Regions from separate parts of the Homo sapiens genome. Here all the other regions are linked to region 2. Evidence: read pairs that join two places in POLR2A ChIA-PET (ENCODE). Cell type or tissue: GM12878. All regions are shown on one strand. Each heading gives the region's core, and the rest is flanking DNA. Links, peaks and the distances in the headings are about the cores only.

The links. ChIA-PET counts read pairs that join two places held together with the same protein. Peaks named below come from ENCODE experiments on the same cell type or tissue, not always from the same donor. Only the 100,000 strongest peaks of a DNase experiment are listed, where the experiment ranks them.
Region 1: POLR2A ChIA-PET joins it to region 2 with 5 read pairs; 7 of 35 experiments call an interaction of 5 or more read pairs at or near these places.
Region 3: POLR2A ChIA-PET joins it to region 2 with 7 read pairs; 2 of 35 experiments call an interaction of 5 or more read pairs at or near these places.

What each region holds. Positions count from the first base shown.
Region 1 is chr10:74,959,776-74,962,275 of GRCh38, forward strand. It overlaps KAT6B (lysine acetyltransferase 6B), which reads left to right. Exons shown (of 18, transcript NM_012330.4): 4 at 195-303. Among named protein-coding and RNA genes, the nearest start is that of SNORD172, 61 kb to the right of the region's middle. In GM12878, for the core only: no CTCF peak of the experiment used is centred there; no DNase peak of the experiment used is centred there.
Region 2 is chr10:74,830,215-74,835,216 of GRCh38, forward strand. All of the region lies in intron 1 of KAT6B (lysine acetyltransferase 6B), which reads left to right. Among named protein-coding and RNA genes, the nearest start is that of KAT6B, 6.1 kb to the left of the region's middle. In GM12878, for the core only: no CTCF peak of the experiment used is centred there; no DNase peak of the experiment used is centred there; H3K4me3 peaks cover 184 bases; H3K27ac peaks cover 713 bases.
Region 3 is chr10:73,803,000-73,805,499 of GRCh38, forward strand. It overlaps NDST2 (N-deacetylase and N-sulfotransferase 2), which reads right to left. Exons shown (of 15, transcript NM_003635.4): 9 at 1,774-1,870; 10 at 894-1,017; 11 at 575-749; 12 at 190-360; 13 at 1-82. NDST2-ZSWIM8-AS1 (NDST2-ZSWIM8-AS1 readthrough) reads right to left here. Exons shown (of 18, transcript NR_182658.1): 9 at 1,774-1,870; 10 at 894-1,017; 11 at 575-749; 12 at 190-360; 13 at 1-82. Among named protein-coding and RNA genes, the nearest start is that of ZSWIM8-AS1, 2.9 kb to the left of the region's middle. In GM12878, for the core only: no CTCF peak of the experiment used is centred there; a DNase peak (open chromatin) is centred at 1,112; H3K27ac peaks cover 2,030 bases.

The DNA of each region.
Region 1 (2,500 bases), core at 1-2,500, 130 kb after region 2:
GAGACTTCGTCTCAAAAATAATATAAGAGTTTTTTTACTAGCAGAAAGTGTTTATTTAAATACGTTATTTAGCAGTTTTTCTTTGTTAAAGAAAGAAGAAGCTTTAAGTGAAAAATGTAAAAAGCTTTTGATTTTAATGTTTTTACTTTTGAAATGGAAAAGTGACAGTATTTTTTATTTTAATTTTGTCATAGCCCCGTGCTGATCCCATTCCAATATGTAGCTTCTGTTTGGGGACTAAAGAATCAAATCGTGAAAAGAAACCAGAAGAACTCCTCTCTTGTGCAGATTGTGGCAGTAGTGGTAAGTTGTGTTTTTCCTATGTGTTGTACAATGACTTCCCATTATCATAGCTTCATGCTATTTGTCTCTCTATTAAAACTGTATTGTTATTTAAGGCAGTTATATGGTAATAGCATAGGCTTTAAATTTTAAAAGAAAAAGTAAGGAATAGAGAAAAAAGCGTGAGTATGTTAGTACTGACATATGGATATTATATATGCTTATATAATACTATACATATTTATGATTAAGCTTTTATTTTATACCAGCATTGGTAATTCAGTGTGGAGATGTCTGCATTATAGGTAAATTCCATGTAGAGAATTCTAAGCTTTCAAGCTGAGTACAACCCCATCTTTAAAAATTAATAGCAAAAAATAAGTAAAAATTAAGCTTTTTCTGTTAATCTTCAAATTTTTTCCCCAGACTACCCAAACTTTTTTCTCCAAAGTCTTGTTTTAAAATTCATGACTATTTCTCTAGTTATAGTAATCTCTAAAAAAAAAAAACAAAAACAAAAATCGACAGAACACCATAGCTAATTCTTGTTTGGGAAGTCTTGAGATATACTGGCTAGGAGCAAACTCAAGAGCCAGCCATAGCCCAGTTCCTCTGCCTTGAGTTAGTTACTTGATCATTCTGAGCCCCTGTTTCCTCATTAGAAAATTAGAGATAATGGCAGCACCATCCTCTTGGGTTTTATGGGAATGAAATGTGAGGGCACAAGTAAACACCCTGGCACAAGGTCTGCAGAACTATGGTAAGTGTACTACAAATGTCAGCAGTGTTATGGTTTAGCATGTTTGATATTGTTATCCTTGATTGCTGCACGTAATTTAAAATCTTATCATCACTTATGACAGCTGCTTGATGGTTGGGTAGAAGAAATGTTTCATGCTGAGGAATGACAGTGTTGTGTAATGATTCTTATTCCTTATATGAAGGTTTAACGTGATAGGCCCTTTGTGGTTCAGCAGCTTTCAGGTGCTGACTAGAAGGGAGAGCCTTGGAAATAAGACATTTCAAACCCTGCTTGAAAAATGCATTCTGACAGTCTTTTTGATGGGCTTTACAGATTCATTAAAATTCTTTTACCTGGCCATGGCATCATGGATAGTGACAAAAGGGCATGGAAACATTATCTGTACGTTCAGTTTAATACATTTCAGCCCCACGATATCCCTGTTTTATGCTGGTGAGGTAGTGCCTCACTCATCAGTTCTGACTCTGTCGTTATCTTTTGGGTTTTCTCACGAGGCTCATTCTGAATGAATTATTCTTTTGTGTAACTGCCTGATCAATTTAGTGGTGTTCACTTGTCTAGGGTTTACCCTTTGTGGCTTTTAAGGTGGTACTTTAAAAACACCCTTCCCTGTTTTTATTTCTTTAGGATCTATTTGTCTGGGTGCCTAGACAGATTAAAGATGTACTTAAATGTGGGAAGAAAAGTTCCCTTCATATATTTCCTTACCTCTGGTGATACACTTACTTGAGTTGATAAGAAGTTCGAGATCATTATCTTCTAGATCATAACTTCAAGGCCTCCTTCACAGGGTATAAAGGTGTAATTCTAAACAGGTAGATCTTAGATTTTCTGATGTAATCAATCTCCCTTTGTCTTTCCCGGATTGAAGACCTGCCAGAGGGGAGGTTGATCTCCTTTATGTTTGAGGTCACTGAAAATTTCTTTCCCCTGGTGTTTCTTACTTTTCGCTCAGACTTTTTCAGGGTAAAGCCAGGGGTGTTTAGGTACAGTGTTATGTTTTCTCTGTTCAAAAATATCCTCTTGTTTTCTCTTTTAACAAATGGAGAATAATGACTTGAGGATACTGTCCAGAGGGTTTATGTGGCTGGTGTGGTTTTGTGAGCCAGTCTTCAAGTGGAGAGAGCCAGAGGCTTTGGGGCCAAGGTATGGGTCATGGCAGAAATTCAAGCCCTGGGGTCACCATGTCTCTTTGTTGGGGATAAAGGATGCCTCAGAGTGCTTCTCTGGACTCTGCGATGGGATCCGGCTCTAGTGTTGAAGTTCACTTAATCTTCCCTTGAGTGTGCTGTGCCAGCCTGGATTTGGCTGCTTTAGTCAAAAAAACTATTGTTCCTAACGCAGGGAAATGCTTTGTACATATTTATTCATCTGATAAATCAGAAGAATAGACTTTGTTGTTTTTTCCTCTTTAAATTGAAGGGTCAAAATAAAATATAGTTCATTTTAGGGAGT
Region 2 (5,002 bases), core at 1,456-3,955:
CTTCTGATACCTGTCTTCTCGCAGACCCCAGAAAGAGAATACACCAATTTTCGTATCATCTATTCCATTGTTGCCGAATATTTGAGTTGTTTCAAGTTTGGGGCAATTGTGAACAAAGCTGCTATGAGCATTCCTATACCTGTCATCTGGTGCCCATGTGCACAAGTTTCTCTAAGGTATACACCTAGGAATGAAATTGCCGGTTTATAGCTAGGGTGACCATTTGTCCTGGTTTTTGCTTATTTTCCCAGCGTAACTGTAACACTTTTAGTTTTCAAAAGTATCTAGGGTTAGATGATGAATTGTATGGTCACCTAGTCATAAGGTATGCTTGTCTTCATCTTTACTAAGTACCAAACTCTTCTAAAGTATTGTACCAGGTTACACTCCCTCCAGCAATATATGAATTCCCTTGCTTCTCGCCCTCTCCAATCTCAGCCTTTTTAGCTTTTATGATTTTAGCCAATATGGTAAATTTTGCGTTTACCTGATTAGTAATCAGATTGCACAGCTCTTCATATATATATATATATATATATATATATATATATATATTTTTTTTTTTTTTTTTTTTTTTTTTTTTTTTTTTTGAGACGGAGTTTTGCTTTTGTCACCCAGGCTGGAGTGCAGTGGCGTGATCTTGGCTCACTGCAACCTCTGCTTCCTGGGTTCAAGCGATTCTCCTGCCTCAGCCTCCTGAGTAGCTGGGATTACAGGTGCCCACTACCACAACCAGCTAATTTTTTGTATTTTTAGTAGAGATGGGGTTTTGCCATGTTGGGCAGGCTTGTTTCAAACTCCTGATCTCAGTTGACCCGCCCGTCTTGGCCTCCCAAAGTGCTGGGATTACAGGCGTGAGCCTCTGCACCCGGCCAGCTCTTCATATACTTTTTTAGCCATTTAGATAGCCTCATTTATAAAGTTCTGTTCAAGTCTTTCCCACCCTGCTTTTAAAAGTTGGGCCTTGTATCTTTTATTGCTATTTAGAAGTTCTTTATTTACTGTGAATACAAGTCCTTTGTCATGTGTGTGTGTTGCAAATACTGTGGCTTGCCTTTTCACTCTCTTTATGGTGTCTTTTAATGAACAGAAGTTCTTAATTTTAATGGAGTCAAATTTATTGGTCTTTACTTTATGGTTAGTGCCTTTTGTGTCTTGTTTTAAGACTTTTCCTACCCTGAGGTCAATAAGATATTCTCCTATGCAGTACTATCTTTTTAAAGCTTTGTTGACCTTAAACAATGTATAACTATGAGTAAAATACACTCTTCTTGACCCCAGCCTCACCATTACAATCTATTTTTGCTTTCCTTCACTTTTTTCTGTTCTCTGTCTTGAATTTTTACTTCTCTGCAGCTATAACTAAGAGCCAGGTGCTGACTTCTCCTGTCTCTTAGGAGAAAATGGTCATATAGACAGAAGTTCAGCCAGATTAGATTTTACAGGTCTCCAGCTGACTGTATTGCCCTTTTTCCTTTTATGAGCTAGCATTTTATTGTGTTCCTGCTATGTGTCTGCCATCATCCTTGCTGCTTTCATATTTGTTATCTCAGTGATTCCTCTTAACGGTTCTGTAAAACAGAGAAGTATTCTCATTTTTACAGAAGAGAAAACAGAGACTTAGATTGATTTAGTAGCATGTCCAATATCCCCTAGCCTAGGTAGCTAGCAGAATGGGGACTGGATCCCTGACTCTGATACTTCCCATCACAGCACACCTACTTGTTGATTAAAATGTCAGAAACCTGTTTTTTGATAACATCCAAAACCAAAAAGAATAACTTTCTTACTCTTGATGTAACATGCCTTAAGTAAAGCACACAAAGCTAACTATTGTGAAACTGGATAAAATACCTCTCTGTATATAGCCAGTGGACCTTAAGTGGTCCATGGCTGGATGACAGAAGGTCTGTTAACCCTTAAAAATGTATACCAGTGTATATGGGTACATGTGCTTATTTTTTAGAGTAGAGCTATAATATTTATGAAACTCTCAAAAGGGAACCTGAATTTTTCAGGGTATCTGGATATCTGGTCTGAAGACATCTGTAATACAGTTAACAAAGAATCCTGTAATAATCTCTCTTTCAAAAGAATCATAAAAAAGTTAAGATGTCAGATTTTTCTCAGCCAGGTGCAGTGGCTCATGCCTGTAATCCCACTACTTTGGGAGGCTACAGTGAAAGGATCCCTTGAGCCCTGGAGTTCAAGACATGCCTGGGCAACATAGGGAGACCCCCGCCTCTATTTTTATTTATTTATTTAGATTTTTTGGTATCTTCATTTTATCTTATTTATTTTGTTGAGATAGAGTTTTGCTCTTGTTGCCCAGGCTGGAGTGCAATGGCGTAATCTTGGCTCACTGCAACCTCCACCTCCTGGGTTCAAGCAATTTTCCTGCCTCAGCCTCCCAAAGAGCTGGGATTACAGGCATGCGCCACCACGCCTGCTAATTTTTTGTATTTAGTAGAGATGGGGTTTCACCATGTTGGCCGGGCTGGTCTCAAACTCCTGACCTCAGGTGATCCACCTGCCTTGGCCTGTCGAAGTGCTGGGATTATAGGCATAAGCCACCAAGCCTGGCCTTGTATCTCTATTTTAAAAAGTTTTTTAAAAATCACATTTTTTGGCCGGGCATGATGGCTCATGCCTGTAATCCCAGCACTTTGGGAGGCTCAGGCAGCTGGATCACAAGGTCAGGAGCTCGAGACCAGCCTGGCCAACATGGTAAAACCCCGTCTCTACTAAAAATAAAAACAACAACAACAAACAAACAATGGCATGGTGGCATGTGCCTGTAATCCCAGCTACTCAGAAGGCTGGGGCAGGAGAGTCGTTTGAACCCGGGAGGCGGAGGTTGCAGTGAGCCGAGATCACGCCATTGCACTCCAGCCTGGGCAACAGGGCAAGACTCTGTCTCAAAAAAAAAAAAAAAAAAAAAAAAATCACATTTTTTCCCTTAATACATTATTCTCGGTCTTTGTCATCAAAAACCAACTAAAGCTAATTTGTAATTAGGGAGAAATCTAGGATTGAATAGGAATTTTTAAATGCCAAAAAAAGACACTCTAAATTTAGTTGATTATTTCTTAAGTGAAAGTGCTTAGTTATAATACATCATTACTAATCAGTGTACCCTGGCTCCAAAGACCTGATGACTTCAAATGACTTTTCATCTTGTCTCTAAATTCCTCTGTTTTACAAGGGATCAAATTTCCTGTGAGGTTCCTAACAGTGTGATTAAATTTTAGAGACTGAAACTATTGAGCACTTAAATGCAGGGATAACTATGCAAACCTAATTCATGGGTTTCACCAGGAGATTTGGGACCTGTCTCTACTAATTTATGATGATGATGTTGAAACTAATCTTTGCTAGGGATTATGGAAACCATAATAGTTTATTGATGGTTCAGTTATTGTTTGTTGAAGCACATTTACACAATTATAGTTTAATGACATAACAAGGATATTGTCAACTAGGAGAGCATGACATGAAAAATTAAACTTGCAATTAATATAATATGTATTAGTTGAAATGATAATTTTTATGGTGATTTAGCCTCTTAGAAATCCTTGGAAAACATTATTAGCTTATGAATTGAAAACTCTCTTTGTTAATGAGTAGTGGGAAAGAACTTAGTGTTACTCTAAAAAGATGGGGAATTAAATATTCAGTTCAACCAGCGTTTTATTGAGTGCCTGCTCTGGGCTTGCTGCTGAGTTAGGCTCATAAATATAAGTTGAACAAGATTGATGTTTGCAGAGATGAAATACTGGTTGCTTTTGTTTTTTCTTTCAATCACCCTTCCCTCCAGAGTAGATGGCTACTATTGCCAGAGTGATTCAAACATTCAACAGGTTTGTGTGTGTATGTGCATGCCCTTCCCTGTGCATTATGGTGTCACCTGCTCCTGCAGTGGCTTCCTATTCATCTGTCACGTTCACACACCACAGCTTGGCTTTTTTCACAGCCAACTTTATTTCTGTTTTTTTTTTTTTTGAGATGGATTCTGGCTCTGTTGCCAGGCTGGAGTGCAGTGGCGCGATCTCGGCTCACTGCATCCACCACCTCCGGGGTTCAAGCAATTCCCCTGCCTCAGCCTTCCGAGTAGCTGGGACCACAGGCATGCACCACCACGCCTGGCTAATTTTTTGTATTTTAGTAGAGATGGAGTTTCACCATGTTGGCCAGGATGGTCTCAATCTCCTGACCTCGTGATCTGCCCGCCTTGGCCTCCCAAAGTGCTAGGATTACAGGTGTGAGCCACTGTGCCTGGCCTATTTCTGTTTTTCATTTTTAAATTATATTTGTCTTTTTTAGAGACAGAGTCTTGCTCTATTGCCTAGGCTGGAGAGCAGTGGCACAATCATAGCCCACTGTGGCCTCAACCTCCTGGGCGGCTCAAGAGATCCTCTTGCCTCGGTCTCCCGAGTAGCTGGGTCTACAGGTGTACACCACCACAGCCACCTAATTTTTTATTTTTGTAGAGGTAGGGTCTTGTTGTGTTGCCTAGGCTTGTCTCGAGCTCCTGGCCTCAAGTAATCCTCCTTCCTTGACCTCCCAAAGTGCTGGGATTAGAGGCATGAGCCATTGTGCCTGGCCCAACTTAATTTCTTTATCCCTTTTGAGCATATACCTGTTCTAGTCAGGCACATGGACTTGGTGTCCCTTTTGTTTGACAGCTCATTCTTAGCTTCTGTTATTTCACTTTGATTTCCTTCATTCATTCCCCGATACATTTATTTAGCAAATAGGCATTGAAACCCTCTTATGATCAAGTTGTGGTCTTGGGAAATCTTAGGGTATACAAAGATGAATCAAGCATGAATCCTGTTTTTAAGAATTTTATAGTCTAGTAGGGGTGACAAGGTTAATACACAAGTAAGCATAATACTAAGTGGGAAATGAATGTCAAAACAGTAAAAAAGCTAAAAGCTTCCTGTTAGACAAAGATGTTTGGGGCTTTTGAGAAGTTGTTTGCACTGGGCCATGAAGGATT
Region 3 (2,500 bases), core at 1-2,500, 1.0 Mb before region 2:
GTGTGATACCCAGGAACTTCTGGATGCTCTCCATTGAGGCTGCTGGGTTGGTACGCAGCTCTTGCCCATCCACAATCAGCAACTAAAAGGACAGGGATGTGGTTCCCTCTATATTCCTAAGAAGCCTCTGGGCTGAAGGGAAGAAGAGGGGAAGGGGAACCCCACTGAGGGCTCTTGTGGGGATTATACCTGTCCAGAGGGGTAGTAAGTCAGCCAGCGTTGTAGATGGGTAGAATAGTAGCCAGGGACAAGACAGCGGTTCTGCAGGGAGCGTAGTGCCAGAGGGGTCTGGGAGGAGGCTGAAATCACCTGATAGAAGGTATAGTTCAGAGCAACTGGGTCTCCATGGGCTCGCTGATGCTGAAGGACAAAGAGAAGGAAGGTGAAGGACTGGTGATTTGACAGTATTCTGCCCTTACGCTTGGTCTGGAGACAGACAGCACAGCACGGGTACCCGTCCCCAAGGCACTAGTTAAGTTTCTCAAACCTCACTCCTTTCTCCCTCTCTAGCAGTCACTGTCCCCTCCCCCCTCCCCCCAACCTTTAGCCTGTGTGTCCCTAGCTTCAGGCAGACCTGGTACCAGGAGTAGGCCCTGTCAGCAGGGTTGGTGAGCACTGTGATGATCTTGGCTCGTGGCAGGAGGGCAGCCCCCCGCCGTGGTACAACTTCAGAGTCAAAGTAGGTGGCACTTTTTTCAAATAGGAAATCAGTGCTGGCATTGGAAGGAACAGGGAAGAAATCCATGTACCTAGGAAGTAGCACAGAAGAGAGAGAAGCAGAAAAATATGCAGAGTGAAGTGGCCAGAAGTCTGTGCTGAGGGAAGCTGGAATGGGGTATTTTGGGGGAAGGGAGTGTTCCTCTGAGAAACATTCAAATGGGGCCCAGTCTCACCAGTCAATACCCTTGTGGTAATTAGGGCTGTTGAAGAACTGAATCTCCTCAAATGTGCTGGGGCTAGGGAAGCTGCTAGTTACAGCTGGGTGCAGGCTCAGGAAGAAGTGAATAGCTGTAGTCCCTAAATGGGAGAGAAAGACCAGCTTCAGGCAGCCATTGTGGGAGGGAAGCCAGCTCAACAGCATAAGCTTGAAGGAAGTGAAAAAATAACCACTCTGGGTAGGAAAATCCCCTATGGCCAAACTACAATGATAGGAGGCAAGTCTGAGAGAGGCCCAGGGAAGGGCTAAAACAGTGGTTCTCTGCTTTAACTGTGCACCAGAATGACTTGTGATCTTGTAAAAACACCACAGATGATTCTGATATACAACCAGGGTTAGGAATCACTGCCTCAAGAGACTGGATCAATGAGGGGTGGGTATAAAAGGAGTTCCTTTTTTTCTCTCTTAAAAATTCAAATTAAGGCCGGGTGCGGTGGCTCATGCCTGTAATCCCAGCACTTTGGGAGGCCAAGGCAGGCGGATCACTTGAGGTCAAGAGTTCGAGACCAGCCTGGCCAACATGGTGAAACCCCGTCTCTACTAAAAATACAAAAATTAGCCAGGTGTGGTGGCACCTGCCTGTAATCCCAGCTACTAGGGAAGCTGAGCAGAATTGCCTGAACCTGGGAGGTGGAGGTTGTAGTGAGCTGAGATCGTGCCACTGCGCTCCAGCCTGGGCAAAGAAGTGAGACTCTTATCTCAAAAAAAAAAAAATTATTAAAATTAAAAATACTTTTTTCACTCCTGTGATTACCTGGAGAGAGAAGAGAGTTCCTTGACAAAAGGATCCTTTGGGTTTAAGGCAGGGCAAGAGAAGTTAGCTAAGGATACTTCACCTGTTTTCTGGGGTCCCACAATGAGGAACTTCGGGAGACGATCACAGGTTTTCTCCTTGGACCAGATATCTTTGTGCCTCTTGTCATCACAGGGATTCTGAAGCCAGGGCCAATAATCAGATAAGGCCTATTTTTTTTTTTTTTTTGAGACGGAGTTTCGTTCTTGTTGCCCAGGCTGGAGTGCAATGCATGATCTCGGCTCACTGCAACCTCCGCCTCCTGGGTTCAAGCAATTCTCTTGCCTCAGCCTTCTGAGTAGCTGGGATTATAGGCAATGTGCCACCATGTCCGGCTAATTTTGTGTTTTTAGTAGAGACAGGGTTTCTCCAAGTTGGTCAGGTTAGTCTCAGACTCCTGACCTCAGGTGATCTGCCTGCCTCGGCCTCCCAAAGTGCTGGGATTACAGGCATGAGCCACCGTGCCCGGCCTGGCCTAGTCTTCTCTTAAACCCCCACCCCGGCTGGGCGCAGTGGCTTACATATGTAATCCCAGCACTTTGGGAGGCTGAGGCGGGCGGATCACCTGCAGTCAGGAGTTCGAGACCAGCCTGACCAACATGGTGAAACCCCGTCTCTACTAAAAATACAAAAAATTAGCCGGGCGTGGTGGCGGGTGCGTGTAATCCCAGCTACTAGGGAGGCTGAGGCAGGAGAATCGCTTGAACCTGGGAGGTGGAGGTTGCAATGAGCAGAGATTGTGCCATTGTACTCTAGCCTGGGTGACAGAG